3 separate regions of the Mus musculus genome follow, and all the other regions are linked to region 1. The links are chromatin loops, found by intact Hi-C in ENCODE. Cell type or tissue: left cerebral cortex. All regions are shown on one strand. Each heading gives the region's core, and the rest is flanking DNA. Links, peaks and the distances in the headings are about the cores only. Region 1 holds the start of Gja4 (gap junction protein, alpha 4). Region 2 holds the start of Dlgap3 (DLG associated protein 3). Region 3 holds the start of Gm52707 (a long non-coding RNA gene).

Region 1 (10,809 bases), core at 1,741-9,740:
GGTGCTAGCTAGTCTAGGGGAGTCAGAAACACAGACTGCCTTACAACTCTGCTCACAGCCCCACCCCAAGTGTGCCCACGACCTGTTGTTTAAGGGAAACAGCATCCCAAGCCAGCCCCAAATGTGAAACTGAGCCCTGTGCAAGCATAGACCAACCCTCGGGAACATGCAGTGACCATTAAAACCAACGGCGAGAGGCAGTGGGCTGCCAGCCAATGAGGGCAAAGAGAAGTCAGGGCACCTCAAAAACACAACAGGCTGTGGTTCACCTTTGCTCTCTGTGGCCGTTAAGGGGTGGGTAAGTCAACCGGGTTTAACGGGCTCAGGGCTGTGCCTGTGAGAGACTGTCTATATTGGGCTAATGTGAGGAGATGCGAGCTAAATGTGGGCAGCACCGTTCCAGAGATTTCGGTCCTGGGCTGAATAGAAAGGGTGAAGGTACCAATATGCAACCAGCTCTGGGCTTCCTGGCTGGAGTGACCAAGCTTCCTCATGCTCCTTCCCCTGTAAGAGATCACACCCTCCACTGTGGGGCAATAGAAATAACTCCTAGAGCACCCGAGGATTGGTGCAGTCTCAGGGGTGGAAGGTGGGGACCAGTGCCAGCGGGATAATGGGCAGGGGGGAGAGGATGCATTTTACCATAGGAGCCAATAATCCCCACCTCTCGCTGACCCAACCCAACCAGAAGGCAGAACACAAGGGGGCCTGCTGAGGCTGTGGGTGACAATGAGTCTCCCTGGGCACAGAGCGGGGTGGGGTAGGGTGGGGTGGGGAGAACCTCTGAAGGGCAGAAGGACCCAGCTCAACACTCAGAACAGCTCCTTCTGGAAGGAACTGCTACAGAGATCAAAGGAGACACAGCATGTAAAACATTAGCACAGTGATGTTGGAGCCAGGAAATACCTAGGTGTGACCGTGTCTGGGAGAGTCTCTGGTGGTGGGGCTCTACCCAGGTAGCTCTCTGCTTGGGCTGGGTGGTTACAAAGGTCCCAGGGAGGGGTGATCGCTACCTGTTTGCTGCTACATATTTCAGAATTGTCTATCTTTTTTTCCTTTAATTTTTTTTAGATCATGTGTGTGTGTATATTTGTCTGTGGGGGGTATGTTTGTGTGTATGAGTGCAGGTGCCCAAGGAGTCCAGAAGAAGGGGACAGCTCCCCCTCGGCAAGGGCTCTTAACCACTGAGCTACCTCTCCAGCCACACACCACTACCAAAACAAAACAAAATAAAACCCCACATCCCATTTCCCCTTCCAAGTGAGGCTCAAGCATCCTTGCCTGGGCCCGCCTTCCTGTCCAGCCTCTTGGGTTTGTGGAGAATAACATGGGCATCCTGCATTTTATGGCTAAAATGTACCTATTCGTGAATATACAGCGTGCATGTCCTTTGGGGGAGTGGGTTACCTCGCTCAGAATGATATACCCAAGATCCATTCTTTAGCCTTCAAAATCCATGATGACTTTGTTTTTCTTAGCTGTATAGTATTCCATTGTGTATATATACCACATTTTCTTTACCCATCCTTCAGTTGAGGGACATCTAGGTTGTTTCCAGTGTCTGGCTATTATGAATAAAGCTGCTGTGAACATAGTTGAGCCAATGCCTTTGTGGGATGGTAGAACATCTTTTGGATATATGCCCAGGAGTGGTCTTGAGGTAGAACTATTCCCAGTTTTCTGAGAAACTGCTAAATGTATTTCTAAAGTGGATGGACAAGTTTGCACTCCCACCAGCAATGGAGGAGTGTTCCCACTTGCTCCACATCCTTGCCAGCATGTGCTATCGCTTGAGTTTTTTATCCTAGTCCTTCTGATGGGTCTAAGATGGGACCTCAGAATCGTTTTGATCTGCACTCCCCTGATGACTCATGATGTTGAACATTTCTTCAAGCACTTCTCGGTCATTCAAGATTCCTTTGTTGAGAATTCTCTGTTTAGCTGTGTGTGTGTGTGTGTGTGTGTGTGTGTGTGTGTGTGTGTGTGTAGCAGATATGCAGCTTAGTCTTCATGTGGGTCCCAACAACTAGAGCAGGGTCTATTCCAAAAGCCACTGCCTGTCTGTGGGATATGTTCTTCTAGCTGGGCTGCCTTGTCTGCCCTCAGTGGGAGAGGAAGTACCTAACCTCTCAGAGACTTGAAGTGTCAGGGTGGGGGGATACGAACAGGAGGCACCCACTCAGAGAAGGGGAGAGAGTGTGGTGGAAGGACTGTGGGAGGGAGTGACCAGGAGGGGGACAGTGAGCAGGATGTAAAGTGAATACGTTTTTAAAATCAATTCATTAATTCATTAAAATATTCAGGAGTTTCAAATCGCTTCTTGGCTGGAAGTGGGGCCTTGTTTCACTTCTCAGAACTGGGGTTTTGTCTGGCTTGAACACATGCAGGGCTGGTGAGTACTGTCAAGGTCTCTACGAGCTCATGTGTGTACCAGCCCTCTTGTCTGCATGACACTCTTTCCTTTGCAGTCACCCACCAGGTTTCCTCCTCCTCTGCTGCACGGAGGATCCCTAAGCCCTAAGGGGAGGGGCTCAATAGAGGGATTGGTGCCTGCTAGATAAGGGAAAATTAGTTTTCTCCAATGGAGTAGCACTGGATAGATCCACCACACTGCAGGTCAGACCCCATGCCCAGGAGTAGTTGGCTAATACAAACCAAACTCCATGGTCTTGGTGTGGTTTGGGTATTTTTGTCTTAATGCTTTAAGTTTGTCTTGATTTTCTCTTTTGTTTTTGTTTTTCCTTTTTTGAGAGAGGAAAAAACATGATATTGGGTGGATAGAGAGATGGGGGAGATCAGGGAGGTATTGGGGGAGGAAAAAGAATATGATCAAACATATTTATGAAAAAATTAATAGAAATTTTTTGTTGTTGTTTTTTCGAGACAGGGTTTCTCTGTATAGCCCTGGCTGTCCTGGAACTCACTCTGTAGACCAGGCTGGCCTTGAACTCAGAAATCTGCCTGCCTCTGCCTCCTGAGTGCTGGGATTAAAGGCGTGTGCCACCACTGCCTGGCTAGAAATAATTTTTAAAAAGAGTTTCAGGTCACCCAGGCTGGCCTTGAACTTGCTATGTTGCTGAGGAGGACTTTGAACTCCTGATCCTCCTGCCTCTATCCCCTGAGTGTGGGAGTTACAGGTATGGACCATTATGCCTAGTTTTATGATAAGGATCAACCGGAGATCTTTGTGCCTGGTAGGTGTGATGGTTTGAATGAGAACAGCCCTTATTGGCTCGTATATTTGGATGTTTGGCTCCCAGTTAGTGAACTGTTTGGGAAAAATTAGGAGGTGTGGCCTTGTTGGAGGAGGTGTGGCCTTACTGGAGGAGGCATGTCACTGAGCTGGGCTTTGAGCTTTCAAAAGCCCCCACCAGGTCCAGTCTCCCCATCTCTCCACCTGCAACTTTCAGATCAGATGTGAGTTCTCAGCTACTACTCCATCTTATGCCTACTTCCCTGCCCCCATGTTCCCCGCCATGATGATAATGGATTAAGCCACTGAAACTATAAGCCAGCCCCCAGCTAAATGCTTTCTTTTATAAGTTGCCTTGGTCATGGTATGGTTCTATTGTTACAGCAATAGAACAGTGACGACGACACTAGGCAAGCACAACCAAGCTTCATTCCTAACCCCTCCAGCATCTTCCAGAAAATCAAGCCAAAGCCTTCAATATGAGACTGGCTGAACTGCAAAGACAATTCATGTCCCAGGCCCAGAAGGTGTTAAAGTAAGGGCACTAAGTGGTAAAGAGTGGGGTCCTGTAACTTGGAATGGAGATGTGTGGGAGGACCAAGGACTTTCGATCCTCAGCAGAAGATGTGCTCCCATCCCCTGCAATATTTTCTGCCTTTGACTGAGGAAATTAACCCTTCATTGTCTGCTAAACCAGCATGAATTTCTCTTAAGGAGATGCCAGGCAAGCCAATACTGATGTCCCCCAGGGCCCACCAATAGTTGTCTCTAGATCTATAACCAGACCAAAGCTTAAGGCAGTCTCGTAGCGGAGAGATAGAAAGTGTGGTTCGCAAGGAAGTACTACTCATGAGGTACTACTAAGGAGCTTAATGAGTTTGCTAATTAATTCAAGCAGAAGTCTGAGGAATATGTGTGGGAATGGATCTTAAGGGCATGGGCTAATGGTGAACGGAACATAAAACTGGGTCAGGCTGAGTTTATTAATATGGGCCCATTGAGTGGAGATTTTTAGGTTGAATGTGGAAGGTGTTTGAATGGTTAGATAAAGCATTTGTCAAAAGATGGCCGACTGAAATGGAGTTAAAGATGCCCGATATCCCCTGGTTTGGTGTTGATGAAGGAAGTTGAAGGAAACCATGACGTCAGAGCAGGTACCCTATGTAAAACCTAATTCTCCACAATGGAAAGGCCCAGAAGATGTGCCATTCACTAATCCTGTGGCGTGCAAAATGGTGATAGGTGTACCAACACATTTGAAGAGCTCTGTTATTGCCCTTTTCCTTGTGCCAGACCTTAGGGTTGGAGGCGCTGCTGCACCGTTGCATGAATTAAGTGCAGTGGGTTTAATTGAGCCCCAAAGTAGAAAGGAGCAGGGGCCAGGTGGCAGCCCTGAATCAACAAAGGCAAAGTGATCAGAGTCATAATGGCAGCATAAGCAAAGCAATGTCATAACGGCCTGCCCTGTAATGCACAGGCAAAGGGATGTTTGTGGTGGCATGACTTTTGGGACGGGATAATCAACCATGGTGTTTCCTGGCATGGAATAGATAAGATGCCTACTAAATTTTTGCCCAGCCCTGGGCATTGAGCCTTTGACAGAGATCCATTCAGTGCACGGATCCACCAGGAGTTTGTATCTTTCTGCAGTCATGACTAAGTTCACAGCAATCATCACTCTTACCACTAGGTGGCACTCATGTCCCTTTGGAGTGCACCTCTTCCCTTCTGGGAGGCTTGAGGGGTCAGAGCAGGCATCCTTCATTCCTGCCATGGATGAAGATGCCACTTAGAAGTCTCCAAGTCAGAGTGTAGTACACGTGGGCACCACACCCGACAGCCCCAGACAACCAAGAGAACTTTTTGTCTTCATTCATTCTAGAACACAGGACTGTGTTGTGTGTGGACTGATTTTGTGTTGTTCCCCCCCCCCCCACCTCCAAACCATATATTAAAATCCTACCCTCGGTGTGATGGTATATTAGGTAGTGGACCTTTGGAAGATGTTTGGGTCAAGAGTAAACCCCTGTCAAATGGGATTAGTGTCCTTATAAAAAGAGACAGGAGAAACCCAGTATGGTATCACCCACCTAAACTCCCAGCACTTGAGAGGCTGAGGCAGGAGGATCATCAGTTTGAGGACAGTTTGGTCCACACAAGGAGACTCAAAAGACAAACGAAAACGAAAGGGTGTGGGATGAGTTGAAAAACGGCTCAGTTGGTTAGAGAGCTTGCCTAGCCTGCACGAAGCCCCGGGCTCAATCTCCAGCACCCACAGAGCTGAGTGTAACAGCGTTCCCTTAATGTTAGCATTCAGCAGGAAGAGCTAGAGGATCAGAAGTTCAAGGCTATCCTCGGCTATATGTGGAGTTTGAGACCAGCATGGCCACATGAGGTTGTTGGGGGGGGGGGGGGGAGAAGGGAGCGGAGTAGCTGAAGGGAGAGAAGAAGAGGAGGAGTGGAGGAAGGGAAGAATTTTTTTTTAAGGATCTTTCTGTCCTGTGAATATGTCAGTCAGATGTCCTTTCCCAAGAACCTGGCCATGCCGCATGACAACTGGTCTCTGGCTTCCAGACCTTCATGGAAGGAACATTTTGGTTTAAATCATTGAGGCTCAGGTATTCTGTTGACAGCAGCCCGGCCTAGGTAAGACACCCCCCGCCCCCCCACCTCCTGCTCCTGACCCTGGGAGGCTGGCTGAAGAGGAACTGAGAATCACACAAACATTAGGGAGTTGGGATTCCCAGATGGGAAGGGGCAGAACCATGGTGACACCAGATCCCTCCCGGAGCAGAGCACCCTGTCGTGGACTGGCCATGAGCTGTGACAGCAGAAGCCGACCTGGACTTGCTACCAGCTGGCCTGCCACCTGATGCAGTCTGCACGCGTCTGCCTGTGTCACTCGCATAGTTTATATTTTAACACGTCCTGATGGGGGGACATGCTGCAAAAACCCAAAGGGAGACCACAAGTTCCTCTGTCCCCAATGATCAAAAGTCATCTCTGACAGGGCCTGACGGTATCCGCCCTACCCGACAACTAGCCTTTCACCTTCTTCAACTCCTTTTCAATCACCTGTCTCAGTCACGCCGACCTCCTCATTGCCCCTCAGGGAGGAGACACCAAGGCACACCCCTGCCTCAGGAACTTGACACCCAGGTTCTCTGCACCTGGAATGCCTAGGCAGCCATGGGACTTCCTTCTTCCTTAGAGGCTCAGCCTCTGTGGCAACTGTTTGGTGCAAATTTCTCTTCTATAGGAACTTGAAACTGGATACTCCGTGTGCTCTGTGCCTCATGTTCCCTACACCCACCCCGCCACCATATTTGTTTGAATCACTAACCATTTTTTTTTTTTGTATTTTATTTTTGGTGTTTTGTTTTGTTGTCTTTTCTGTCTTCTCACAGCTAGAAAGTAAAGTCCAGGAGGCTAAGAATCTCTTGTGTTCTCTGGCTGCCGACAGTGTCCGGACAGTGTTACAGCATCAGAAAGCACCCAGTAAGCGTATGCTGAATTGGTAATTCCATCTACAGGCCTGGTGCCCTGCTTTGCGCTGCTTGCCTGCCCGTAAGATGCTTCCAGTGTAATGGGGCAGGGGAAGCAAAGAGAAAGGCAGGCAGGCATTCAGTGGATACCACTTCCACCTGGCCAGAGAAACCATTCTGGAGATATGTTGCATAGCAATGTGAATATATTTGATACAGGTTGAAGTTAACTTGGTTGAGTTGGCAGGTTTTGTTTTGATAGGGGTGTGTGTGTGTGTGTGTGTGTGTGTGTGTAAAATGAGGCCCTCCTACACACCCACTGCATCTGTGTTAAAGGTCCTGCCAAGCTGACTGATTAGAACTGTAATTATAGGGAGCAGAAATGTTAGCGGGTCTCAAGTCAAATTACCTTAGGTTATCTTTACCACCCCCAAAGACAGGTATCGCCCACCTCTGCATTCCACCTAACACCCTTGGGACAATTAGGTAATATCTTTGGAATACACAGACTCCTAGCTTCCACCAATCCAAAGGCTAAGAGCATCCTGAACGCATCTGAGGCCAGCAGGAGGGACTTCCCTGCTTTGCCAAGACTCAGATATATGATGTTTCTACCAGTTTATTTTCTTTTCTAAAAGATTTATTTTATGTATGTGAGTACACTGTCACTGTCTTCAGACACCAGAAGAGGGCATCAGATCTCATTCAGATGGCTGTGAGCCACCACGTGGTTGTTGGGAATTCAACTCAGGGCCTCTGGAAGAGCAGTTCAGTGCTCTTAACTGCTGAGCCATCTCCCCAGCCCTTTTCTTTTAAAGATATATTTACTTTATGTATATGAGTACATTGTAGCTGTCTTCAGACACATCCAGCTGCCCATTCCGGATGGCTGTGCGCCACCATGTGGTTCCTGAGAATTGAACTCAGGACCTCCACTGAGTCATCTCTTCAGCTCTTCTACCATCCATAGTTCTTAAAACACTTTGTTCTGTTATTTAAAAACAAAAACAAAAAACAAAACAAAACAAAACAAAAACAAAACAAAAACCTTCATAAAACAGTTGCCATGATGAAACATGACGTTTGGGGTAACTTAAATATGTGTTCCCAGGGCATGGTCGGTCATAGTTGGCTCCAGAGATAAGAACTGTGTTCTGATTGAGACAAGATCTTGTATAGTATGAGCTAGCCCATAACTGGCAGTCCTCATGAATGGTGGGATTACTGGTCTATGCCACCGAGTTGTGTGTGTGTGTGTGCATATATACATATATAATGCATATATATATATAATTATATATTAAGTCATATGTGTTATAAATCTATATTTACATATCATATAGTATTACATATATTAACTACATCTAAAAAGCTTTAAACAAGGAATTGCAGGGCATATCTGACCCAGTGGAGGCCAGCAAAGGAACTTCTGGGGAAGATGACAGACATCTCAGCGAAGACCTGAGGGGCTGGAGGCATCCACGTGTGAGAGTTTCCCACACGTGAGGCTGCTCCGAGAAGACAGAGCCATGCACAAAGGTAGGTGCACACAGACACGACAGAGAATGACTGGATGGGGCTGGTGACGGAGTGCCGGCCTGGCATTGAAACAGGGCAACCTTATAGCCAGGTTTCTGCAAAAATGTAGAGGCTGAGTGGAGGCTAGGAGACCATCTGGGGTCACTGAGTTGGTGGCAGGCTGAACAGGGTCAGGACAAAAGGGGTGGGGGTGAAGAGTGACGATCCAGGGACATTTTCCCTCAGAAGAGTTGACTTTTGAATATTGTGTTGGTTGGCCCCTACCCCTTCTTCATCTGTGACACCTGATCTCAGAGTCCAGGAAGGGGTTGGAGCAACCTTGGCATCACCCCGAGGTCCTCAATGAGCTCCCCTGCCCCCCACTTCCCTGGGAACCAGATGGGAGCAAAACCTTCAAAAGGATTTGAGGCCCAACCTCAAAGGCAACTCGGCAGAAAAGCTACCAGAGCAGACACTGTTCCCACGCCTTCAAGGGTCAGAACTACGTCGGCGCACTTGTCCCTAGTGGAATCCCAGGAGGCTCCGTTCAGCCCTGCCTGTTCCGGCCCTCAGAGAAAGAGAGGCCTGGAAGGGAAAGCCTGTCTAGCCTGAGCTCAGGCAGTAACCATGCTGGTCTGCAGTCTGAGCCTACCCATGGACTGCCCCGGCCCAGGAGGCCCCAGCCACTTCCTCACCCTCAGCTGCCCTAGACCCTGCCAATCCTAGGCCCCAACCTCCCTTGGCTTTTCTGCCCTCTCCTGGAACAGTGCAGATCCTTTCTGTCAGGCCTTGTGATGGTCTTGGTTGGATGGTAGGTAGGTTGGTCATACTTGGGACAACAAAGACAGAAACCTTGTGCCTGCACAAGCCTGGCATGGGCTCAACTGCTCAACTACACCGCCAAATTTCTTTCTTTCAACATTTTGAGGCAAGAGTCTTGCTAAATTGCTGACTGTCCTTGAACTCTCTCTCTCTCTCTCTCTCTCTCTCGCTCTCTTTCTCTCTCTCTCTCTCTCTCCCTCCTCCCTTCCTCCCTCCTTCCCTCCCTCCTCCTTCTCTTCTTCCCCTGCCTCTCCTCTCCCTGACAATGTCTCATGTACCACAGGCTGACCTCAAACTCACAAAGGAGAAGACAGCCTTGAACTTCTGACCTTCTTGCCTCTTCCTCCTCCTCCTCCCCCCCCCTCCTGTGAGGTTCCAGGCATGTGCCACCTGGTTTATGTGCCACCAGGGCTAGCTAGAACCTAAGGCTCTGTGAGTACTGAACAAGCACTCAACCAATATTTACACCCCAGCCCCATACCATTGACATTTTAATTCCTCAGCCTCATCTTTCCACAGAACTAGGATTACAGGCTGCCTGTACCACCATGCCTGTGTATTTGTGTTTTGTGGAGTTGGTTGTTTGCTTAGACAGGTTCCCACCATGTATCCCAGGTTGGCCTGAAACTCTTGCTCTGCCTCCTTCAGCCTCCCAAGCTCAGGGTTTACATCTCAGTGACTTCAGGTCCTCGCTCAAACCTTTAGAACCAATACAGCACACTGGGGGCTTTGGCAGGCCCTCCGAAGCAGGTATCCTTCCATCACTATTCGGTAGGGTCAGGGCAGAGGAGGGTAAGATTGACCCTCGTTGCTCTGACAAGCCTCATGGTTGGGTCCCCCAGCCTCTTCTGGGCGTTAGCACAAGAAACCAAACCTGGTGGCTCCAAGGTAGTGATGCTGTTCTGCACCGCCTGGCTTTCTCAACCCCTAACCACACCCCGTGATGCCCTGGATCCCACCTTTACACTTTTACTGTTACCCACGGGGCTTACCCTGCTCAATTTCTGCATCTAGTAAGGAGGGTAGGAAACCAGGCCTGGCAGGCTTATTGTGGCTTTCCCAGCTGCAGGCGGATTCTTAATCCCACACTCTTCGTTCACAGTGAAGCAGGGCTCTGCCTGCTTCCAAATTCCCCAGGAAGATCTTTCCTCTCTTTTAGAGGCATCGACTGGAACCCAGCTAAAGGACAGGAGCTTCCCTCCACTTCCACTCTCAGATCAAAGGACCCTAGAGCGTTCCTAAGTGACTTTTGATGGTATAGCCTGCCCAGGATTGGTGAAGTAGAGACCCCTAGATCAACCAGATTCTAGAAAGGGAGAATTCTCACCCCTCTCCAATGTGGGTCCAGTGGCCTCAGAAGCTGGGCACACGGATGAGTCTCCCTTCTTACCCCACCCACTCCTTACAGCCTCCGGACCAGGTGCCAGATCTGCCAGCTCCTCTCGCTTAAAAAAAAAATCGCCTTCACATCCTGCTGCGGACCTAGGGAGGGCACTGGACCTGGGGGGGGAGTGCAGTCTGGGATACCGGAGGGCGTCAGAGCAGAGAAACAAGACAGCTTCCATCTCTCGCAACCAAAGAAGCACAATCTGGGCGGGTCCTGGGAGTCTGTCCCTCCCAGGCCCCGCCTCCCTGCTCCCCAGAGCCCTCTGGCTGGCGTTTCCTGCCCTAAACCCGCAGCTGCGCGCTATTTAAGGCGTCCTGCGGGAGGCGCGGTCCTGCAGGATTCCCGCAGGCGCAGCTTCGGCCACGGTCGTCCCCTCTACCTGGGCCAGCCGGGCAAGCAGGCGG
Region 2 (10,809 bases), core at 1,748-9,747, 150 kb after region 1:
CAGAGCCTTATCAAAGCTGTTATGTAACCAAGGGAGCCGAGTGGAGCACAAACACCTCCCCTCCCCAAACAGGCACCCACACCCACACCCACCACCTCCCAGCACCCACAAGCATACGAAAATCAGCTCCTCTCAAGCAGCTCAAGAAGAGGGAATCATCTTGTGTTACATCAAAAACATGATGGGTGAAGGGCCCCTCATTAACCCGGAGTCCTATGAGGGGAGGGAAGGAGACTGGTTCAGTTTGAGACCTCTGGAAATCTCTCTCACATCTTGAATTTCCTGCCACACCCAATGGCTGCCCAGAGTCCTCTGGAAACCGTTCCCTGCCCCTCCCACTCAGAAGGATCCCATTTGAATATTTGATTGTGCTCTTGGGGATGGGAGGTGAGCTGCCATCAACCCCTCCTGCCTGTTGTTTCCCCCACACACTGTCTCATCTGCATGTCCTGACATTTGGCTCTCATCCCCCTGGGATGACAAGGAACGGGACCTGGAGAAATATAACTCCTTGCTCTATTCCCTCCGTGGTTACAAAAGCAAAGCAGAAGAACCCAGATATTTCACATGACCCTGACCGCAGGTCAGTAGGGGAAAAGCTATCCAGAGAAACTGAGCGTCGGAATCCAGAACTCCTCCTTCCATTTGGATTTTTTTTACTCCCCCAGATCTTCCTTTTCCCTGCTGCCCTGTCTCCAGTAGCCTCCTCCTTCTCTTCTCCATGGCACTGAACAACCCCACCCACTCCTTGAATCCTTTGCTGAGAAATCTTCCTCCCCAACAAAAGTCTCTCCCAAATGATGCATTGAGCCAGGGCTGGGGATGGGCAGAGCACAGCAGACTTTCAGAATATTTTAGGGTTCCTCTTCTCAAATCTAAAGTTATGGTTTAGCAGGTTGGCACCAAGTGGCCAATCAATTTTCTTGAGCACCATCCACTATAGTCTACCCTGTCAGACTCAAACTCGGAATGTCTTGAGTCTGAACTTCTGGGACCCAAAGGGAAACTTATGTTCTCACCCAGGGTCCATAAGTTTGTTGTACTAGTATGATCTCAGAAGAATAAAGCTCACGGCCACGATTGCATTGCCCCTTCCTAGCCCCACACTAACAGGTTTTGGCAAGAGGAAGGCGAACTCAAACAGGGAAAAGAAAGTCCTTTTACCAAATGCCACTAACAACTGTGAGGCCTGAATTCATAAGAATGACCTCAGAATTTATAATTCTATCCAGGGACTCTGCCCTTGGAAAGTGGGTCACTTGGGAGAATTTTTCTAGTGAACCCTCAGTACTACTGCCCAGGCACCTTTCCGTCAACGGCTCAAAACCCTTTCAGTACCCGGGACAGCTCCAAAGGAGCGCTTCTCTGCTGAGGCTCATTCAGCACTGGGGACAGTTCCCACAGCCACCCTGCAGGGGGGGCGGGGGGGTTCCAAAGCGCAGACAGCAAGAAAGAAGCTTTACCCAAGGAAACCGCTCTGACCATAAAACTCCCACCTTTGCTCCAGTCCCCTGTCACACCTCACATCCCTCCCTTCCCTGAAGGTCTCAAAAGAGAGAAGAAATCCAGACCGGGAGAAGCTAGAGAGAGGACCCCACCCACCTCCTTTCAGTCTTGAGCCTCTCAATACCACTCACAGCTGGTTCAAAAAAGCATTCTCCTTCTTAACCACCACCCCAAAATAAAATAAATACTCACGTGGGGGCTCTCAGCCCTGTAGGCAGATGTGCTGGGAGGAGGAAGGAAGAGGTAGCTCCCCACACCCTGTCCTGAACCCCCTTTCTGAAGGAGCCAGCTCCCATCTGGACTGGGGGGAGGAGAGGCATGTGGAACTACTGAGTGAGGGGAAAAGAGAGGGGAAGAAACAGGAGCGGGGGACTGCAGGGCGGGGGTGTTGGGATGGGGGCGAGGGAATCCTTTTTAATTTCATTCTCTCCCCATGTCTACATCAGCCCTGCAGGCTCAGCTTTTTAATATTTACACACAGGAAGAGGAGAGGATGAGAAAGAACAGAGAGCAGGGGGAGGGGGGCAGGGGCTACCTGAGCTCAAAGGGCACGGAGGCAGAAGACTTGGAAAGCTGAGAGCTTGGATTCCCTGTATCACCACCCCCAGCCCACTCCCATACTGAGCTCTGGACTGGAAGGAAGAAGAACCCTGGGCCCATTCTGTCCCTTTGTTAACAAGATACTTTGAAGCTGCATCAGAAAAAGATCAGATCCCCACCCACATACCTGGACACCCCCACAAACCCAGATTTCTTGGGTGCCTTATGTGCAGATGGGAGAGGCAGTATTCATACACAAGTGTGCTCGGATGCCTGGAGTGTGTTTGCCTGTGGGCTGCGGTATATGTGCACATGAACATGTCAGCTAGCATGCACAAGTTTATGAAAGCATGAAGCTAGTCACACATTAACCACCCAAGAAATCAAACCTGTGCGACCACATTTGTAACTCAGCTCCCAAGCCACCTTACCTCTTTGCCCATGGCTCCCTAGCAAAGAAACCCAGGGGAAAGGCCATCCAGCCTTCTCAGACTCTCTTCTTCCCAGGCCCCTCCTTCCTAAGCCTCACTTTTTCTGTCTGTAACATGGGAAGAAGGGCTAATGGGAAAGGATGCTGCACTGAGCCCAGGGGCCCAACAAGTTATTAGCAACGATGAGCTGGCAGCTTGTTACCATAACGATGGTGCCACCGCCTCACCCCAGCTCAAACCCAGACTCCCCAGACGGCAGGAGGCCCGCTGAGCCAGCAGCCTTCAGACTGAAGGGGGGTAGATAAAGAGGGAATTGAGACATGATGCTTGCGGAGTGGAGGGTACACAGCTGCTCTTCCAACCCCCCACTGAGAAACGAAGCTTTGACTCCCCCAAGTGGGAGTAAAATCAAAGTCTGAGAAGGCTTCTTGACCATGGGGGTAGGAAGACACTGGGAAAGTCTCTATAGCTTGTCTCAATAAGCTTCATGATTATACTCTCTCCCAACACACACACACACACAGACACACACAGACACACACAGACACACACACACACACAGACACACACACACACACAGACACACACACACACACACAGACACACACACAGACACACACACACACACACACACACACACCTCAATTTCAGTCACCTGAAACCAAACAGAAAGCCCCTCATTCAACAGCAGTTTCCTCTCCAGTAAAAATGAGGCCAATTATGTTTACCATTTGCTCTAAACTCCTGGAAGACTGGGCCAGAAAGGGTTCAGGCAGCTACACACCCTTTTCAATCAGACAAGACTCAGAAGTTTTTCTACCCAGCAGAAGCCCAATAAGGGGGGGAAAATTGCCAGCCCAGTGAGAGGCAAAAATGCATGGGAAACTGTGGGGGAGGGGGGAGAAAAGCACCAACATCAGCTGCAAGAGATGCAGATGCTAAACGCCAGGCAGCTGCTAAAAGCAGGCATCAAGAAAGAAGGAAGTCTGAAGTTGGGCCTAGAGCAGCGCTGGTAGCCAGCTAGAACTAAGCCAAGGCCATGACCTTCCTCTGTGGTGGGTCTGCCAGGTATCCCCATCCCCAGAAATACCTGTAACCTCCTTTATTCAGAGCAGAGTCCCAGGCTGACAGATTGACAGCCTTAGACATATTGAGTCTTCATTTCCCCTACCCGCCTGCACATTCGGCTCTGAGGGGGTTGGGGAGTTTGGGGATGGAATGTGAAGGTTAGGAAATTACCTGTGGGGACACTAGTCTAGGAATCCACAGGTCCATCGGGTGACCTTGAGTAGGTCTCCTCTCTTTCAGATTCCCCAATTTGTAATTAAGAGGTTGGATCAAGTCGACTGTAAAGGTTCTTCCTCTGCCTGTCATTCTATAGCTTCCTGCAAGCTCATTCCTTGGATGTGAGCCCCCTGGCACAAAATGCAGTGGGCACTGCCTGCCAGATCAGTGGGGCAGTGGGGGGAGTGCGGGGGCTGCATTTGAGGCTGTTCATCCTGTATTCACGTTCCTTTTAGAAACACCTGCCACCCTAGCCCTCCCAGCTCTCTTTTTAGACCCTGATTCACTGCCAACTCACGAAGCTCTCCCTCCCCTCCCTCCTCTCTTCTCCCTCATCTCTCTCTTTTAGGCACTGACAGCTGGGTACAGAAGTAGACCCCACACACGCACTCAGGGGATAGTGGACAGAAGTGGAGGGCAGTGATCCAGTGTCAGGGAAAACACACTAGAAAGTCCTACTCTCTAATTGTGGCCTAGCTGGGTTTCTTGGGTCAATGGAAGACCTGGGTGAGAATGTTTCTCTACCACTGTCTGGCAATGTGTGATTGTGAGAGATGCAATGCATTTCCCAAGCCTCAACATCCTCTTCTGCAAATTGGCATCATAATAGATTGAGCTGTGTGGAATGGCTGTTTTTGCAGGTTAAAAAACACAACAACAACAACAACAAACAACTGCTCAATACTGTCAATTTCATATGGCTTAACCTGACAGCATCTCAGCTTGCTTCCAAGGCAGTTAGAGAAACAAGAAGAAATGAGAGGAACAATTTTTCAAAAGTCCTAGACTGATACAGATACATTCTTCTATTACTACTTCAAGGAACTAAGTACAGACCCACCTGAACCGTGAGCTAAACCAACGACCCAGAACTTGGAGATTTGGGACTTGGAACTCTGGGAAAAAGCCACCTGCTCCAATGACTAACAAGGTAGATCTTCCTCCTGGCCTCCTCATTCTAAAGGGCCTTTGGCCAAGCATCATTGAAATAACACAAGCTCCTAGTACTCTTCACCCTCCCCCAAAAAAGTATCCCCACACACAGGTATACAGCCTTAGGCTCACCACCAGCAGGGACTCAGCATGAGGGAAAGATACCAGTGACTTCGCAGAGGGTGCCCCAGGAAGTAGATGAAGGTGCAGAGTGCTCTTGTCTGTGTCCAGGATAAGGAGACTCTGGAGGGAGGGGGCGGTCTGACCTCGGGAAAAGTAGGATCTTCCCGTGCTAAGTCCCACCAAGAATGGGGGCGGGGCAAAACCCAGGTGTGGGTGAACCCTGCTTGGATGTATTCCCACACAGTCACACAGTACACATACCCAGACCCATTCACAGAGATAGTCGCACATGCACATGCACACGCACGTCCATTCATACACACACACTCAGACACCTACATACACAGCCACACAGTGCCAGCACACACTCAACCACACATATGTCGACAGACTCATGGACGGTTAACACCCTGAACGCTCACTGCATTACACTCACTCACCCACAGACCCACACGGTGACACCCTCATCACATGCACGCTCACACACCTGCAGAGGAAACTTCTTTCCGGATCTCCCCAACACCACGACTTCCCCCCACAGCCAGCAGGCTACTCCCTCCCAGACCCAAGCTTCCATTCCAGCCGGGCAAGGGCTGGGCGGGCGCTGGCTGGCCTCCCGCGGCCCCAGCCGGGACAGCGCGTCTGCGGAGCGCGTGGTCCCCAACCCGTCCCCGGGGTCAGTCACGCCGGCCTCCAGGCCCAGGGTGAGGCCGGGGGCGGCCGCAGAGGCCCAGCCCCTCCCCCCCATCTCGGGGCCGGAGTCCAGGCCGCTGGAGCCCCGGGCGTGGGCGGCGCCGGGGCTGCAGCGGGGCTGAGCCTGGGGGGCGCTGCAGAGGGCGCGGCAAGCGCGGCCCGATCCCCACCCCTCCCGGTTGCTTACCTGGCCCGGTCGGGCTCCAGCCGGGGTTACATGGTGCCGGCGGCCCGGGCCGGGGGCGCTGCGGCTGCGGGAGCGAGTGCGGGCTCCCGGACCCGACACTGCGGAGCCCCCGGCGGAGGGGCCGCGCCAGCTGCGGAGCCCCGAGCGAGTGCTGAGCGGCCGCGGGCGCGGGAGCCGGAGGCGGCCAAGCCACGGAGGCTGGATTTCCCGGGGACCAGGACGGGGAGGCGGGGGGATCCCGCCCGCGCGCTCCGCCCCCGCCCCCGCCCCCGCGCAGGGCGGCCGAGCCAGGAGCCCGCGACAGGGAGGGGGCCCGCGCTCCCCGCCCCCGCAGCGGCCCCGCGAGGACCGAGGTCGCAGCCGGCGGGCAGCCGCCGCGGTCCCGGAGGAGCGCCCGCGTCTCTGAGCGACAGCGCCGGGGAGGCCCAGCTCGGGGGTGCGAATGTGGTCCCCCGGGTCGGTGTGTACCGAAGACCCAGGAACCAGCACATTCGGTGTCACGACCGCGCACAGCAGACCTGGGCACCGGGACCCAAGCCCAGAGCGCGGGCAGCTGGGGGAGACACACGGCTGCCTCACCGAGGCAGTCACACCCTGAATGTCACACACAGCCTCCCCCTCGCAGGCACGTCCTCTTAGGCTCCTGTCCTTAGTTTCCCGGGTCTGTAAACCCGACCCCAGCTCTTGGCCTGGGCTCTAGGAGTCCCCCTTCTCCGCACTAGTCCCTTCTGCCCCACCCCTGCCAGGGCGGGGCGCTGTGCCTGGCCTCCGAGTCTTTGACAGGCGTCCCTCACCCACAGTCCGCCAGCGGAGGCAATCCCCAGTGTGCAGGGATAACCCCGCTATACCTGCCGTCTTAGCTGGGGGCCCCACCCGTGCCCACTGTGCCCGCCCACCTCTGGGCCCCGAGCCAGGGGCTGTGCCATGGCGGGGGTGGGGTAGAGGGGGGAAAGGGGACTGTCCGAAGCACAGCGCGAAGCTGCAGAGCCAGGACACAAGCTGCAGAAGCGCTGAGAGCTGACTGCAGCAGTCCCTGGCTGGAATCCGTCTTGGCGCCCAGAGCAATGCTGTAATGGGGGGGAGGGGGCCGCGTGGGGAAGCCGCAGGAGGAGGGGCTGAGGAGATGGGGGAGGGGCCGGTTCTGAATTCTGACTTTCCCGGCGGGTGTTGAGGGCACGCGGGCGCTCCAAGTTGTGGTAGAAGGCGAGCTACATCCTCTACCTTGTCTGGTATTGAAAACTTAAGGTGGTGAGGTGTGGGCTTTGGAGCCTTGAGACAGTCCACCACCCTAGGGACAGACCTTGGGAGATGTTCTGAGTCAGGGTCCCCAACAATGACTCCTATTTCTCTGTATTTCTTTGGTGTCACTGTCTCTCCTCCTTGAGTAACCGGGCAAACTGAGGCACGGTAAGTAGAATTCGTGGGTCCTAAGGAGCTAGAACCTGGAGCCAAGCCCACACCCATTCCCTAGAGGGACCTTTTAAGGTGCCACATTACATAAATGACAAAAAGGGACCTAGAGGACCCTTCCCCCGCGGGAAACCAAGCAGTCTAGTGAGATGAACAGACTAGCCAACTATCTTACCGCCCACGAGACCACTTCAATCGTCCCTTCAATCATGTAGTGAGGCTGCAGACAATTCCCAGACCAGCATTTATTCAGCCAAGAGCAGATGTCAGAGAAAGTAAGATAGAAAGTTGGTTCAGGAACACTTTGTAGAACTGAGAGAAATGTCTCATTTCCCATGGAGCATAAGAACAGTCATCATGTAGAATGCTAAAAGGTACCGCCATGCTCTGTCAGTTCTAAGACGTATTCTGTAAACCGGAAGGCATTTTACAATGAACACGGACATTTAGTATACAGCTTTTTCTTCTTTGCCATTACCAAAGAGCTATGTTTTCACATTGAGAACCTAAGGGCTGGTGAGGTGGCTCAGCAGGTAAGGATGCCTGGTGACAAACCTGATGACTGCGTTACATCCCCCAAGCCCACACAGTAGAAGGAGACAATAACTAATTCTCCCAAGTTGCTCTGACCTCCACACAAGTGCAAGCATCGCAGCCCGTGCCCCCATACACACTAAATAAATTATTAAAGTTTAGATTTTTTTCAAACAAAATCAGAAAGAACACGATGGAGTTCCCGTCCTGGAACCTACTAATTAATCAAACAGGTTTACCTCAGATAGAGAACACCAATCCAGTAATTAATAAGGACAATAGTTATTTAAGCCACTAATAAAGGCTCTCTAGACCAACTCCCTGGAAATCTGACCTCTGCCATTATTCACACACAGAGAAGGACCTCATTCTCTCGCACTGTCCCATCACCACTGTCTATCGATTGTGTGTGAGAGAACATGTATGTGGGGGGGAGGGGCTCGTGCACATGTGTGCACATGTGTATAACAGCATAGGACTGTCTCTGGTGTTCTTCTTTAGACACTATCCACTTTCTTTGAGGGGATGTGTCTCTCACTGTCCTGGAGCTCAACAAGCAAGTTTGATTGGCTGGCCAGTGAACCCGAGATCCTGTTATTTCTGCCACCTCAGCCTGGGGATTACAAGTACTCAGTACCAGGACTAGTTGTGGGGTTTGGGTTTTTTTTTTTTTTTTTTTTTTGGTTTTTTTGTTTGTTTGTTTTATTTTTTAAATATGGGTTCTGGGCATCAAACTCAGGACCTTGTGTTTGTAAAGCAAGCATTTTACCAATTGAACTATCTTCCCAGCCCATCTTGAAATTTAAATAAAATTTTAACATGGGGCTTCAACACTCTGTAAAGTATAACCCCTAGATTAGAAATTCTATGTCTGGGCTGGGGAGATGGCTCGGCACTGACTGCTCTTCCAGAGGTCTTGAGTTCAATTCCCAGCAACCACATGGTGGCTCACAACCATCTGTAATGGGATCTGATGCCCTCTTCTGGTGTTTGAAGAGAGTGACCGTGTACTCACATACATTAAAAAAAAAAAAAAGGAAAAATAAGAAATTCTATGCCTAACAGGTAGACACAAATGTATTTTTAAAGTCTAGAAGCAGGGGTTGCTGAGATGGCTCAACAGTTAAAAGCATTGGCTGCTCTTCCAGAGGACCCAAGTTCAATTCTCAGCACCCACACATAGTGGCTCACAACCATCTGAAAATACAGTACCAGAGGATCCGATACTCCCTTCTGGCTTCTGAGAGTACTGCACACGTGTGGTACACAGACATACATACAGGCAAAAACACTCACACATAAAATAATAAAATTTTAAAGTCTATATGCAATAGTTAGCTCTGTCTAGGTTAAGAAAGGCAATCAAGAATGCATAAAGAAAGCACTTTAGCAGAACCAGAAAGATTGGGAGAGTTTTGGGTCGAAACATATGTGCAAAGATATGTCACCCAACTGTCAATCAACCAAGACATATTGGCACATGTCTGTTCTCTAAGCCTTCCAAACTAAGGAAGGAGGTCATTTATTTCAAAGCCATTCTGCTATATACACTGTCTTAAAGCACCAGGCAGAGGTGGCGCACGCCTTTAATCCCAGCACTCAGGAAGCAGAGGCAGGTGGACCTCTGAGTTCAATGGCAGCCTGGTCTACAGAGTGAGTTCTAGGACAGCCAGGGCTGCACAGAGAAACCCTGTCTTGAAAAGCCAAAATAAATAATAAAATAAATCCTGGGGGCGGTGCAGGGTGCTGGAGAGATTGTTAGTAAGAGCATTTGCTGCTCTTGCAGAGGACCAGGCTTCAGCTCCCAGCAGCCGCATGGTGACTCTCAACTCCAGTTTCAAGGGATCTGATGCTCTCTTCTGATTTTATATATATATATATGCTGGCAACACTCACACACAGAAAATAAAAACAAAAACAAATGAACTTTTAAAGTGATAGGTAAGGGCTGGCAATGTGCCTCCGATGGTAGAGTGCTTGCTTAGCATGTTTGATACTTACAGGCACCATATAAAACTAGGCACGGTGCTGGGCGTGGTGGCACACGCCTTTAATCCCAACACTCCGGAGGCAGAGGCAGGCGGATTTCTGAGTTCGAGGCTAGCCTGGTCTACAAAGTGAGTTCCAGGACAGCCAAGGCTATACAGAGAAACCCTGTCTTGAAAAACCAAAAAACAAACAAACTAGGCACAGAGGTACCCATCTGTAATCCCCAAACCTGGGGAGTAGAGACAAGAAGATTAGAGGTTCAAGGTCATTCTTTACTATTTAGTGAATTTGAAGCCATCCTGGGATACATGAGACCATGTCTTACAAAAAATAATATATATATACATACATATATAAAGTAAAATGTAAGATAAGCTTTTTAAAAAATATTCTTAAATATATCAATGTGCTAGTGAGAAAACTAAGTCCCAAATATAAATGAAAGCAGAACCAAAAAAGAACAGAGCATGAAGCCAACTTTAGCACTGAGGTCTAGGTAGAACTGTTGCAAAAAGGGTATCATTTGAGGCTGGCCGAGCTGGATTACATGGAAGGTGTCCAAGCATCTGCCTTCTGTGGACCAGCCTGTTCTTGCTATACAGTAGCTGGCCCATGGGCCGTGCTCTTCTTTGGTAGCTTCAGCCCTTCCCATGAAAATGAGCACTTCACACCTTCCTGAAATATACTGTGGGCCCTGCAGTGATCTTAACCGGAAGAGAAGGAAACGCTTGAAAAATGAATCCTTGGAGAAAGAGATGCAGTGCGGGGAGCAGAGAGGAGCAATGCCAAGGACGTGTCCGTCTTCCAGAGGTGCCCAAGAAATAGGGCATATTTTTCATTTGATGTTTTGGTTGACCTTAAGAGCTGTGGTTTGGTAGACTTTTGGCCTCCAGACTCTTTTAAATGGAAAGTAGCCCGAGAAGAACTAACAGAGAAACAGGACAACTGAGCTTCTGGGATGTGTTGACCCTAGCACTGCAAGTTCCACCCACAAACCATTCTTCTTCCATCTATCTCTCTCAATAAAATACCTTTAAGTTGATAAAAGAGAGTGATGAATTCTTCGACTGTCTCTGAATAGCTTTTTTTTTCTTGCCATGTGACTTTGCAACTGTCTAACCAAGAGACGAGCTGTGCTTTCCCTTCCACCTGTGTGGATCTGTGACTTTTAACAAGCTT
Region 3 (10,809 bases), core at 1,411-9,410, 84 kb after region 1:
TGCCTGGTCCCCAGGGAGGCCAGAGAAGGTAACAGAGCCCCTGGAGTAGGATTTACAGACAGCCATGAGCTGCCATGTGGGTGCTGGGAATCCAATCTCAATCCTCTGCAAGAACAAGTGGCCTGAACCACTGAACCAACTCACTAGCACTACCAGTTATTTACTGTGGAGATGGGATCTTGATATGTTAGCTAGGCTGCCTCTGAAAGAGGCTCAAATGCTCCCCCTGTCCAGACTCCCAAGTAGGCAGGGTTACAGGTACACACTATTGTGCCCCGCTACATGCATTTGGTTTGGGTTTATTTATTTATTTATTTATTTATTTTTGCTCTTGTTGTTTTGCTTTGTTTAAGACAGTCTCACTGGAGGGGCGCTGTGGTGATGCATGCCTTTAATCCCAGCACTTGGGAAGCAGAGGCAGGAGGATTTCTGAGTTCAAGGCCAGCCTGGTCTACAAAGTGAGTTCCAGGACAGCCAGGGCTACACAGAGAAACCCTGTCTCGAAAAAGAAAAACAAAAGACAGTCTCACTGAACATGGTGTCTTACATGCCTTTAATCCTACCACTTGGGAGGCAGGGGTGGGTAGAATCAATGTGAGTTCAAGGCTAGCCTGCTCTACATCATGAAACCCTGTCTTTAAGAAAGAATCTCATATATACCAGAATAACTTCAAATTCGCTATGTAACTACAAAGGACCTCAAACTTCTGATCCTCCTGCCTCCACTTCCCACATGCTGAGATTACAGACATGTGACATCACACCCAGCATTTGCCATCTAGAATTAAGACCTCCCAGCTCCAGAACTCTGTTCATTATGAAGGACCTAGAATCAGCGTTCTGTTATAGCTGTATATGGCACGAGCTCAGCTCCTCTGAGACCAGGTCCCTCTTCAAGCTACAGCTTTCTGCTCCTGTGCCTGGTTACTATCAGGCGGAGAGCCACTTGTACCCAAGGACTATCTCTCCTAGGTCACAAGACCAATACCAAGAGACCACCCCAGATTCTCAATCCTGAGGACATTTTATTTTGATAGTTTTGAGACAAAAATCTCTCTATGTAGCTCTGTCTGTCCTGGAGCTTGCTAAGTAGACCAGGCTAGCCTCAAACTCAGAGACCTCCTTACTTCTTCCTCCCAAGTGCTGGGACTAGGGTGTGTGCCACTCTGATGGCTCCTGGGGACATTGTAAGCATACGCTCAGAGCAGGACGACCAGACCTACTGGCACTGGCATGCTTGAGCCTACTTACATCACTGCATGATTTCAGGAAACCTAGCCCTGTTTCTGAGCAGGGACACAGACCCCTCTGAACACTGGAATGTGGCCTGAGGATAATGCAGGCTGAGTCGCCCTAGCTTCAGGATTAGGAATAAGGAGTTTAAGCTCTCCAAGTTTGTCTCCTCATTGGAAAGTCACAAAATCTGCTACACAGAATTGTTCTGATCACTCAAAACTTACAATTTTCAGGACTTTAAAAAAACCGAACAAACAAAAAGCAGTCTCAAGAGGAGTAGTGTTACCCAGGCCCCATCTGGAAACCCAGTAGAAAACAGACAGTGGGGCTGGAGAGATGGCTCAGTGGTTAAGAGCACTGACTACTCTTACAGAGGTCCTGAGTTCAAATCCCAGCAATCACATGGTGGCTCACAATCATCTATAATGGGATCTGATGTCTCTCTTCTGGAGTGTCTGAAGACAGCTACAGTGTACTCATGTAAATAAAATAAATAAAAATTTTTTTAAAGAAGATAGACAACGTCCAAATGTTCCCACACTTGGTTGGGGGTCAGAATCACCTGCAGTGTTGTTTAAAGCCCATTGGAGGGGGCTGGAGAGATGGCTCAGCAGTTAAGAGCATGGGCCTCTCTTCCAGAAGCCCCAGGTTCAATCCCCAGGCCCCACCTGGCAGCTCACAACAGTAGCCACATGCAGCTCCAACCGTCCAAAGTCTTCTTCCAGAGGACCTAAGCTTTCTTCTGAATTCCGAGGTAACACATGTCACACACAGACATGTATACAGGCAAACATCCATGCACATAAAATTAAAATGTAAAAGGGGGCATGCCTTTAATCTCAGGACTCATGAGTCAGAGACAGGAGGGTCTCTATCATTTTGAGGTCAGAGTGGTCTACAGAGCAAGTTCCAGGACAGTCACGGCTACACAAACCCTATCTCAAAAAACAAAACAAAAACAAAACAAAAACAGAAACTAAGAGCTGGGTAAAGTGGGTAAGGATAGTAGGTAAAGTGATTATAAAAATGCGGACCCAAATGTGGATCCCCAGAAGCCACACATTAGAAACATGGCACGGAAGTGGATGCCTGTAATCTCTGTACTGAGGAGGCAAAGATAGAAGGACGCCTGGGGGTTGGTGGCAGCTATTAGAGCAGAAAAGACAAACTGTAAGCCTGAACCTCAAAAACCAAGCTGGAGAATGACCAAAGACACACACTATTGACCGCTGGCGTGCGCGCACGCGCACACACACACACACACACACACACAATTTTAATAAGATACCTCCGTGGTGCCTGCCAGAGACTAACATTTGCTGAACAAATAAGTAAGAATTGTCTGGTCCAGTGTGGCCCCAAACATCAGCCAATACCAAGGCTGTTCTCCTCTTGCCTCAGGGTAAGACATCAACCGGAAGGGACTATAAAAAGGGCTTTTGGGGGGGAGGGGGAGGGGGCTGTTGTCAAACTCCTTCTAAATTGGAAACATCACAGATCTAAAAAGACGTCATGAATTGGCCTCGGACCTGACTGGGCCCACTACTTCTAGCTTTGTGACTCTGGAGAGCCCACTTACGCCTCCTTGAGCTTCATAAGCCCTTTCTCTCTGAGGCACTGGTCCCTTGGCAGACCCTCAGGAGGCATTCAAAAACCTAGGAGTGCCTCCTTTAAGTTTCTCAGTGAAGTTGTGTCCTTTATAACTCCTGCGAAGTGTCCACCCACAGGAAGCATCAGAGAAAATGGCAGTGCGAATCTGGAGTTTGCAGCTGCTGACTGGATTAGGCTGGAGCAAGGAAGAGCACTTGCCTGTCCTCTTTGGAAAGCGAATGCGCATTCGGTGATTTCTAACAATAACCAGGGCCCCACCCACCCTCCCACCCCATCTATGCTCATTTGTACACGTGCCGTGGGCCGAGCACTGAACGTGGGACAAGGCTGGGAGGCAAAGGGACCTGGTTTGAATGAGGGGCGAATGGGTCCCTTCCCTCTCCTTTACACACCAGCAGGACCCCTCTCAGAAGGCACAAGTCCTTATTGGGATGACCGGGATCCCCTTTCTCTCAGCTAACTCTTCTCCCAAAGGGCTTAGACAACCCCTGAGGTCCCGAACCAAGAATGCTCAAGCTCCTGGCCCTTTGTCTTCCTTTCCCACACCCCCATCTTATTAGACACCCCGGCTCCCCCAGGTGGCCTCTTCTGGAGAGATTTGGCTCCGGTGCAGTTCTGCGGTTTTATTTTTCCTGGGATACTCAAAGGGATGTGGGAACAGCCACAGGTGTGGTGAGGGAAAGCCCCTGTCTCCCCTCCCCAGATGTGGGAAAGGGGAGAGGCCCAGGCGCCCTGGTCCTGGATTGGTCCAGCCACTGTGGTCCCTGGGCCCTGTGGGCAGAGGGCTGAGGGTGGAGCCCTGGGAAGGTGGGGCGGGCTCCTAGGCGGGGTTCGGGATTCTTCATAAAAAGCCACGAAGCTTGATCCCCACGAAGCCCAGCCCCGCGGGGTGTGGGGGGGACGCAGAGCCCAGATGGGGGACCCGGCCCGGCCTGGCCCGTGGAGGGGTAAAATAATGGCAGAGATGGTGCCCATGGGGGGAAAAAGGTGAGGGGGTCAAAGCGTCGGACCAGGAAGATGGGAGTTCCAAGTGAGGGGCGCAGGGCGGAGAGGCACGACCCCCAGCCTAGCCCGGGCGCCTTTGCGTGGGATCAGGAAGGTAAAAAACCCACGAAAGCGCGGCGGGCAGAAGCCGGGGCGTGCGGTGCCGGCAGGGCGGGCGCACGGAGCTGCCCGCGTTCACAGTGACCTCGACGCTGGGTGTACAGTACGGGTAGAAAACCGCGGGCCCGGGTCGGACTGGGCGGCCCGGGCGGGTCACAGCCTGGTCTGGGCCTCGGGGATGTAGATCTCGATGCTGTCCGCGCTCTCGGTAGCCGAACTGTGGCGGAACGAGGCGGCGCGCTTGGCCGCCAGGAGCCGCTTGCGCGCTTCCTGCCGCTGCCGGTCCACCGAGTCCAGGGAGCGCTCCTTCACCGGCACGCCCCGCCCCCGCGAGGGCTTCTTTGGTATCGGCGGAGGGACCTTCTTCTCCTCCTGTCGGGAGAGCGCAGAGCTGAGCCGAGCCGCGGGGAGCACCGCAGCATCCCTACTTGCGCCCCGTCCCCCGCCCTCCCCCCCGTGCAAGTTCCCCATGGGATGGATTTCGTGAGTCTCCCAATGGGACAGCGTCTAGAATTGGCCACATCGCTGGGACTGGAGGCTTGCAGGCGCACGAGGTCAAAGCTGGTCAAAACCCCTGTACCGGTCTCCAAAGAATAACGGGCTCGAGCGCCCCCTGGTGAAGCCGTTTTCAGCTAGCACCTACATGCCGGCTGAGGGGTTGTGGGGAGCATTGTCAAGGGCTCCAGGGGCTGGCCTAGTCTCACCTGCGACACTCATCTCAGACATAAGTCTAGCCAGTAGAAGGCTGAACATCGCCTAGAAAATCTAGCTCTACTCCCCACATTGCAGCTGGTCAGAGGTGGCCAGTGTGCAGCAGTGTGAACAGCTGGATCAAGCACAGGGCAATGGCCAGGGAGCATGGCTGTTTTATCTAAAGCTGTTCCTGCTGCCCGTGCGTCTGTTTCCCTGTGACTTCTCCACACCCACACACCCCTTTCTGAGAAGGACATTACAGAGTGTGGCTTCCTGGTCTGACGGGTCCCACAAGCACACCTTCGGCTCCAGGAGTTTCCAGCTGTTGGCCTTGAGTTGTTGTAGTTCCAGGAACTTGAGGGTCACATCCTCAATGGAGAGCTGCAGGAGGTCCCAGAAACCGGCCAGGTCCTGGAAGGTGGGCACAGGGAACGCAGTGGGGTCCTGCCGTGGTGGGACACACAGGGGGGGGGGCAGCCAGTCAGGGAGGTCTGACCCCAGGCAGGCTCAGGGAACGCTATGCTCAGTCTAGGGAAATGGGTTGAGGAATGGGCAACAGGGACAAGGAAAAGCCAGGGTCTCTCCAGCCTGGGCACAACGGGCCCAACCTTGAGGCTCTGTACTCCAACAAGTCACATCTGACTTTTTTTGGGTTCTTTGGGCCACACATAAGCCACCCTTCCAAGTCCACAGACCTGGTCCTATCTCTCAGTCACGCTGGGTCACCTGTCAGATCCACACACCTCACTCTCTCCTCACAGACACTCACCAAGCTTTGCTGACACAGCCTGAAGAACTGCTGGACCTTCTGAGACAGGAGAAGTTGCGTACTGCCCACGGCACTGCGAATCTTCTCTAAGACTAAAGAACAGAAGGAGGCTCAAGGGGCTGGGGGCGGGGGTGAGATCTCTCTTTCCTAACTCCCCAGGAAGTTGAGATGCTCACTTCCTGACTAGTGTACTGGCTCATCTCCTCCAGCCCCCTTCCCATCCTATACTCAAACTTGCCTACAACAGCTCCTATCCAGCCACCTCGAGAACTTTCATCCTCAGTGAAGCTCCTTCCATTACACAGCCTGCATTTACCAAGTGCCGATCCTTCTGTAGGAGGAAGGCCTCCCACCTGTGTTCCCTGTCTAGCCCTCCAGCCCTGGCCAGAACATCAGCTCAATGGTCAGTCACTGGCCGTATTCTGTCACTAATCAGTACATGCCTCCTTGGTTTGTTAAAAATTTTGATTCATCTCTGGTTAGGGATTCTGTGGGAAGCCTATGGCTCCCTTCAGAGTGGACTCATAGGGAAGGGGTATACTGTTTGTGACAGGGCTATCTTCCATGCCAACCCTCCCATTTCTTCCTCAGACTCGTTCTTGCTTGAACTGCCTCCTCTGAATTCCTCACTCGCTGAGGAATCCCAGCATCCCCTGGGAGAGTCCCATCTTAACAGCTCAAATCAGAATGTCTGTCGTGTGGTCCCAGCCTCACTGTCAAGCTTAGACTGGATTGCTACACTTGCTCAGATTTGAACAGATTGTTCCCCATGGAGTTAGTGACTTAGACTGGTAGCTGCCTACTAGAAAATCTAGCTTTTGGCCTGGTCATGATCCTCCTAAGTCCTAGCCTTGGCCTCTAAAGATGTCCTGTTCCCAGTAAGAACTTCAAGTTCTAGCACTGAAGGACCAAGCATGAATGGGAGGGACCTGCTGGTGCATTGCAGCCAGGGCTACCATCATGATACCCTGCGCCTGCCCACGCTATCCAGCACAGGATGCCAGCGCCCCTCTCCCCTGTGTGGATGGCAGCGGACTCACTCTCCTCGGGCAGCTCATAGTCCTCCGCCTCACGCTCCATCTGCTGGCACCAGTGTTCCAGTTTCTCCACCTCTGCCCGCAGCATCTTGATGAACCACTCGCCATCCCGTGGGCAGGGGGACGTGCGGCCTGAGTCGGGGAGGCTACGTGAACCCCGCTCCATCCAGGAATCACGGCGGCCGGACCCGGGACCGGGGGCTGGGACAGGGGTAGGGCCAGGCGACCCATCGGTGGCCGGCGGCTCATACGGCAGTGGGTAGCCCTCGCGGTAGGCCCACTGGCCCTGTGTGTGGACCGTGCGGAAGACTGAGTAGGTGGGGGCCCGAGGGCCGGGCTGGGGCTCAGAGGCGTGCCTCTGGAAGGAGCGTCCGAACTGCAGGGCCTTGTCTTCTGTGGCCACAGTGGCCAGGCCGGCCAGGCCCTCCAGCTCCAGGTCTGCCTGCACACCGGCTGTCACGCTGTTGGAGCGCTTGAACCTCGCCCGCCTGTGGAGGGAGATGCCTATCATTTCTGCTCCTGCTCCAGTCACCCCAGGTCACCACCCTCAATCCAAACTCCAAGCCCTCCCCCAAAAATGGAAGGAAGGCTGTTGTGATGAGGAACCTACAAATCAGTGGCCACCAATCCATACACAGGAAACCAATTAAATCCTTGGAGCTGGTAGGTACCCACTATACCTACTTTTTGCACTGACACTAAACAGCCAGTAGCAGTCAAAATATTTAACTGCCTGTACCTATGACCAGAAGAGATGCTGGAATACTCCAAGCAGCGCAGACACTGACCTACAGACCCCAGCTTTGGGGCCCTGGTGTTGGTAGCTTTTGACCAAGGCATTCAGAAACATTTTGTTATTTCTTTTGTTTGGAATTTTGCTGGTTTGAGACAAGGTCTCCCTGTGTTCCCCCAGGTTGACCTGGAACTCACAATGGATCCCACACAGTGATCCTCCCGCCTCAACTTCCCGAGTACTGGTATTATAAGTGTTGACTCACCACACCCAGCTTACAATAGAGTATTCTAGAAACACTGTCTAGGCTGGTTTGCCCTGGCTGTACGGTATTTCCTGGACCTGCAGAATAATGAGTACATGGAGCTCAAAGAGGGTCCCAGGTCACCCAGCTTCAGAGTGGCAGAGCCAGGATGTGGCCCAGGGCTGCACCAGCTCCAAGAAGCCGCCTGGGAGCAGCTTGGAATGGTGGGGGCGTACAGCGCTGGAGGAGACTTCACCCCTGGGGACCCCAATGGCTCAGCCCAGAGCCTGGCCAGACAGTCTGCCAGAGGCAGTGGAGCTGAATTAAGTTGTTGGCAGGGATGGCACCGGGGCCTGAACGTTTCTTGTCTTTAAGTTAATTATATGCAAATCCTATGCAAAACAGAAAGTCAATTGGCCTTGTTCATTTTTACCCACTCTGAGTTCAGAGTAGGGGCTCTTTTTCTGCAAGGAAGTCAATGAGCCCCTGTGAAACAGAAGGTGGGGGGCAGACAAGACTTTAAGGAGTGGGAGTTAGGTGGCGGGTAGGGAGGGCAAAGGGGAACAGAAGTTGAAATAGTCTGGGAATTAGAGAACCTCAAAGAAAAGGTCCATGGGTCTTTGTCTACCTCCACCTCCTCATGGTCAAAACAGACCAGGGTCCTATGGGACATCTCCAGGGGCCTGTCCAGTTTCCCAGGAGACTCTCCCAGCCTCCCCCCAACCCCTACAACTTCAACCTTCCTCCTGTGGCCCAGGCCTTCTCTCCAAGCCTGCCTGCCTGCTTCCTTCCAGCTGGCAGGCTGCCTGCTGGGAGCCTGTTGCCATAGAAACCAGACCCAGAAGGATGCTGCAGGACTCAGGAAAGAGAGATGCGCTCGCTCGTGTGCAGTCTCCAACGAGCCCTATGTCCCCACCCCCACCCAGAGAGAGGAAAAAAACCCATATTTCCGTTGCTTCCCATATGCCCTTCACCTTGGTATCTGCCCTGGGCACCGTTCATGTTCACTACTGGCCCAGGGCTACCTCCTATCAGATACCTCTGCTTTCATTCAGGACAGCAAAAGGGAAGGAGGTACCCGGGACCAGGGAGCACACCTGAGTTCTAATGCTGGCTTTGTCACTGTGCCTTAGGGAAGTTTTCCATGCAGGCCATCTAATATGTATGAAGTTGCATGTAAAATACAGTCAAGTAGCCCCCAGTGGTGGTGTACACCTTTAACCCCAGCAACTCAGGAGGCAGATGCAGGCAGGTATCTGTGAGTTCCAGGACAGCCAGGACAAAGAACAAATAGTCCGATTTTAAATGTACTATATATAAATACATATACATGACAAATACCATATACACACATATAAAACCATAGGAATGTGGTTTAATGTCCCGTAGGAATAGGACAATCCTTGCCAATGTATTTCCTGTCTAAATATCTTGTGTATGTTAAAAATCTGGAGCTGAGCAATCCCTGCCCAGACCAGTATTCCTAAGGGTAAGCTCTTTTGGGTCATCCCCTTGCTCAAAACCCTTCCCCATGCCTCCCCACTACCAGCAGGGGAAAGCTCAAACTTGGTGTTAGCCCTGACCTGACTCTGGATGCACCACATCTTCAGCCTCCTCTCTGCTTTCTCCTTTGACCCCCCTAAAATAGATTACATCCTGACCACCGACTTCTCTGAGTTCCCCTGCCTGAGATGGCCTTTTTCATTCTGGCTTCCTGACATTCTCTGCTCAAGCCCCTGACTGCCCTCAAGATCACTCGTCAGCTCTGCAGCCCCTCAGCAGTCCTCCTGCATTTAGAACAACCCCACTATTTTGATTAGTCTCTCTTTCTGATAACAGCCAGGTATGGCTGGCTATACTCTCTTGGTTCCCTAGGAATACTTGTGCTTTTGAACTCCAGTTGGCCCTCTAGTTCCTTCTAAGCACCAGCGTTTGCCAACACTGGGGGTCACGATATGTTTTCCCAACAACTACATTTCTGAAGAGGTACCATCTCAACGTGTTTCCCTGCTGTAAGTTTTGGTTGTTTTGATGGTTGTTTGGTTTTGTTTGGTTTTGCTTTTTAAGATTTATTTATTTATTTTATATATGTAAGTACACTGTAGCTATCTTCAGACACACCAGAAGAGGGCATCAGATCCCATTACAGATGGTTGTGAGCCACCATGTGGTTGCTGGAAATTGAACTCAAGGCCTCTGGAAGAGCAGTCAGTGCTCTTAACCACTGAGCCATCTCTCCAGCCCTGGTTTGGGTTTTTGTTTGTTTGTTTTTGTTTTTTTTTTTTTTTTTTTTTTTTGAGACAAAGTTTCTCTGTGTAGCTCTGGCTGTCCTGGAATTCACTCTGTAGACCAGGCTGGCCTCAAAGATCCACCTGCTTCTGCCTCCCTAGTGCTGGGATTAAAGGTGTGTGCCACCACTGGCTGGCTCCTGCTATAAGAGTTTTGAGTCCTAAACAACCCCACAGGCTCTTGTGTACGAACAATTGGTCCCCAACTGTGGACAATGTTTGGGAGGTGGTGGAAGTTTTGAGACCTGGGACCTAAGTGGCAGAAATGGGCTACTGCACCGTGGGCCTTGAGGACTATCTGTTCTATTTCTGATACAGGCCTGGGCTCTCCGCTCCCTGATCTGCAATAAAGGAACAAGCCACAGACTCCTGTCATCATGCCTGCCCCCAGTGACAGCCTGCACTCTCTGAAACTCCAACCCAAAGTAAAGTTTTCCTCCTTGAAGTTGCCTCTGGAAGGTCATTCCCCATTCAACACACTATGCTCTTGGGCTCCACTGGTCTGACGCCTTCATCTGACCTCTGGGAAGTCCTGAAAGGATTCCACTCATCGGACTCCACACTATCTAGGACAGAAACACCAAATACACTAGGCTTTGTGGGTCTAAGCCCCCCTCCTCAGGAAACCATCTCAACCCATATATCCCAAGGTAGGCTGAGGGAGCTGAGAAGCTACTGTGCTCGGTGAAGCATGGCCCTCAGATATCATCCCCAGCTAAAAGTGCACAGGACAGGCAGGAGCCAGCCATCCTTGAGAACTAGGCATTAGTGTGGGACCAGATCATAATAAGAGAACATTGCATCTAAAACCCCAAGGACACCTGGACACTTCACAGGTAGGTGAACACAGTACAATACATAGCAAGAATGACCCAGAGAGGATAGGGAGGGGGCAGAGTCAGGAGAAACTGAGATGGCTCAGTAGGTGAAAGTGTTTGCTGCCAAGCCATAGAACCTGAGTTCAAACCCCCAGGTCCCGCAGAGTGTAAGAAGAGAATCAACTCCTTCAAGTCCTCCTCTGGCATTCCATGGTGCATAGGTTCACATGCACGTGCATATGTGTGTGTATACATACATATAGATAAATGTAATTT

Evidence for each region. Peaks named below come from ENCODE experiments on the same cell type or tissue, not always from the same donor. Only the 100,000 strongest peaks of a DNase experiment are listed, where the experiment ranks them.
Region 2: it touches region 1 in a loop (2.0-fold over the local background); 3 of 42 quality-filtered maps call a loop at or near these places.
Region 3: it touches region 1 in a loop (3-fold over the local background); 16 of 42 quality-filtered maps call a loop at or near these places.

The regions. Positions count from the first base shown.
Region 1 is chr4:127,313,919-127,324,727 of GRCm38, reverse strand. It overlaps Gja4 (gap junction protein, alpha 4), which reads left to right and starts at 10,689. Exons shown (of 2, transcript NM_008120.3): 1 at 10,689-10,808. In left cerebral cortex, for the core only: CTCF peaks have their summits at 4,867 (motif pointing right) and 7,370 (motif pointing right); DNase peaks (open chromatin) are centred at 4,881 and 7,399; H3K27ac peaks cover 88 bases.
Region 2 is chr4:127,164,254-127,175,062 of GRCm38, reverse strand. It overlaps Dlgap3 (DLG associated protein 3), which reads right to left and starts at 5,859. Exons shown (of 12, transcript NM_198618.5): 1 at 5,698-5,859. In left cerebral cortex, for the core only: CTCF peaks have their summits at 5,628 and 6,456; DNase peaks (open chromatin) are centred at 5,894, 6,492, 6,695, 7,297 and 7 more places; H3K4me3 peaks cover 5,380 bases; H3K27ac peaks cover 5,448 bases.
Region 3 is chr4:127,229,664-127,240,472 of GRCm38, reverse strand. It overlaps Dlgap3 (DLG associated protein 3), which reads right to left. Exons shown (of 12, transcript NM_198618.5): 9 at 6,454-6,938; 10 at 5,414-5,505; 11 at 4,945-5,088; 12 at 3,451-4,323. The coding sequence ends at 4,105. Gm52707 (a long non-coding RNA gene) reads left to right here and starts at 6,911. Exons shown (of 3, transcript XR_003955281.1): 1 at 6,911-7,113; 2 at 9,076-9,439; 3 at 10,034-10,809. In left cerebral cortex, for the core only: CTCF peaks have their summits at 4,273 and 4,562 (motif pointing left); DNase peaks (open chromatin) are centred at 5,589, 6,527, 7,799, 8,238 and 3 more places; H3K4me3 peaks cover 1,017 bases; H3K27ac peaks cover 5,638 bases.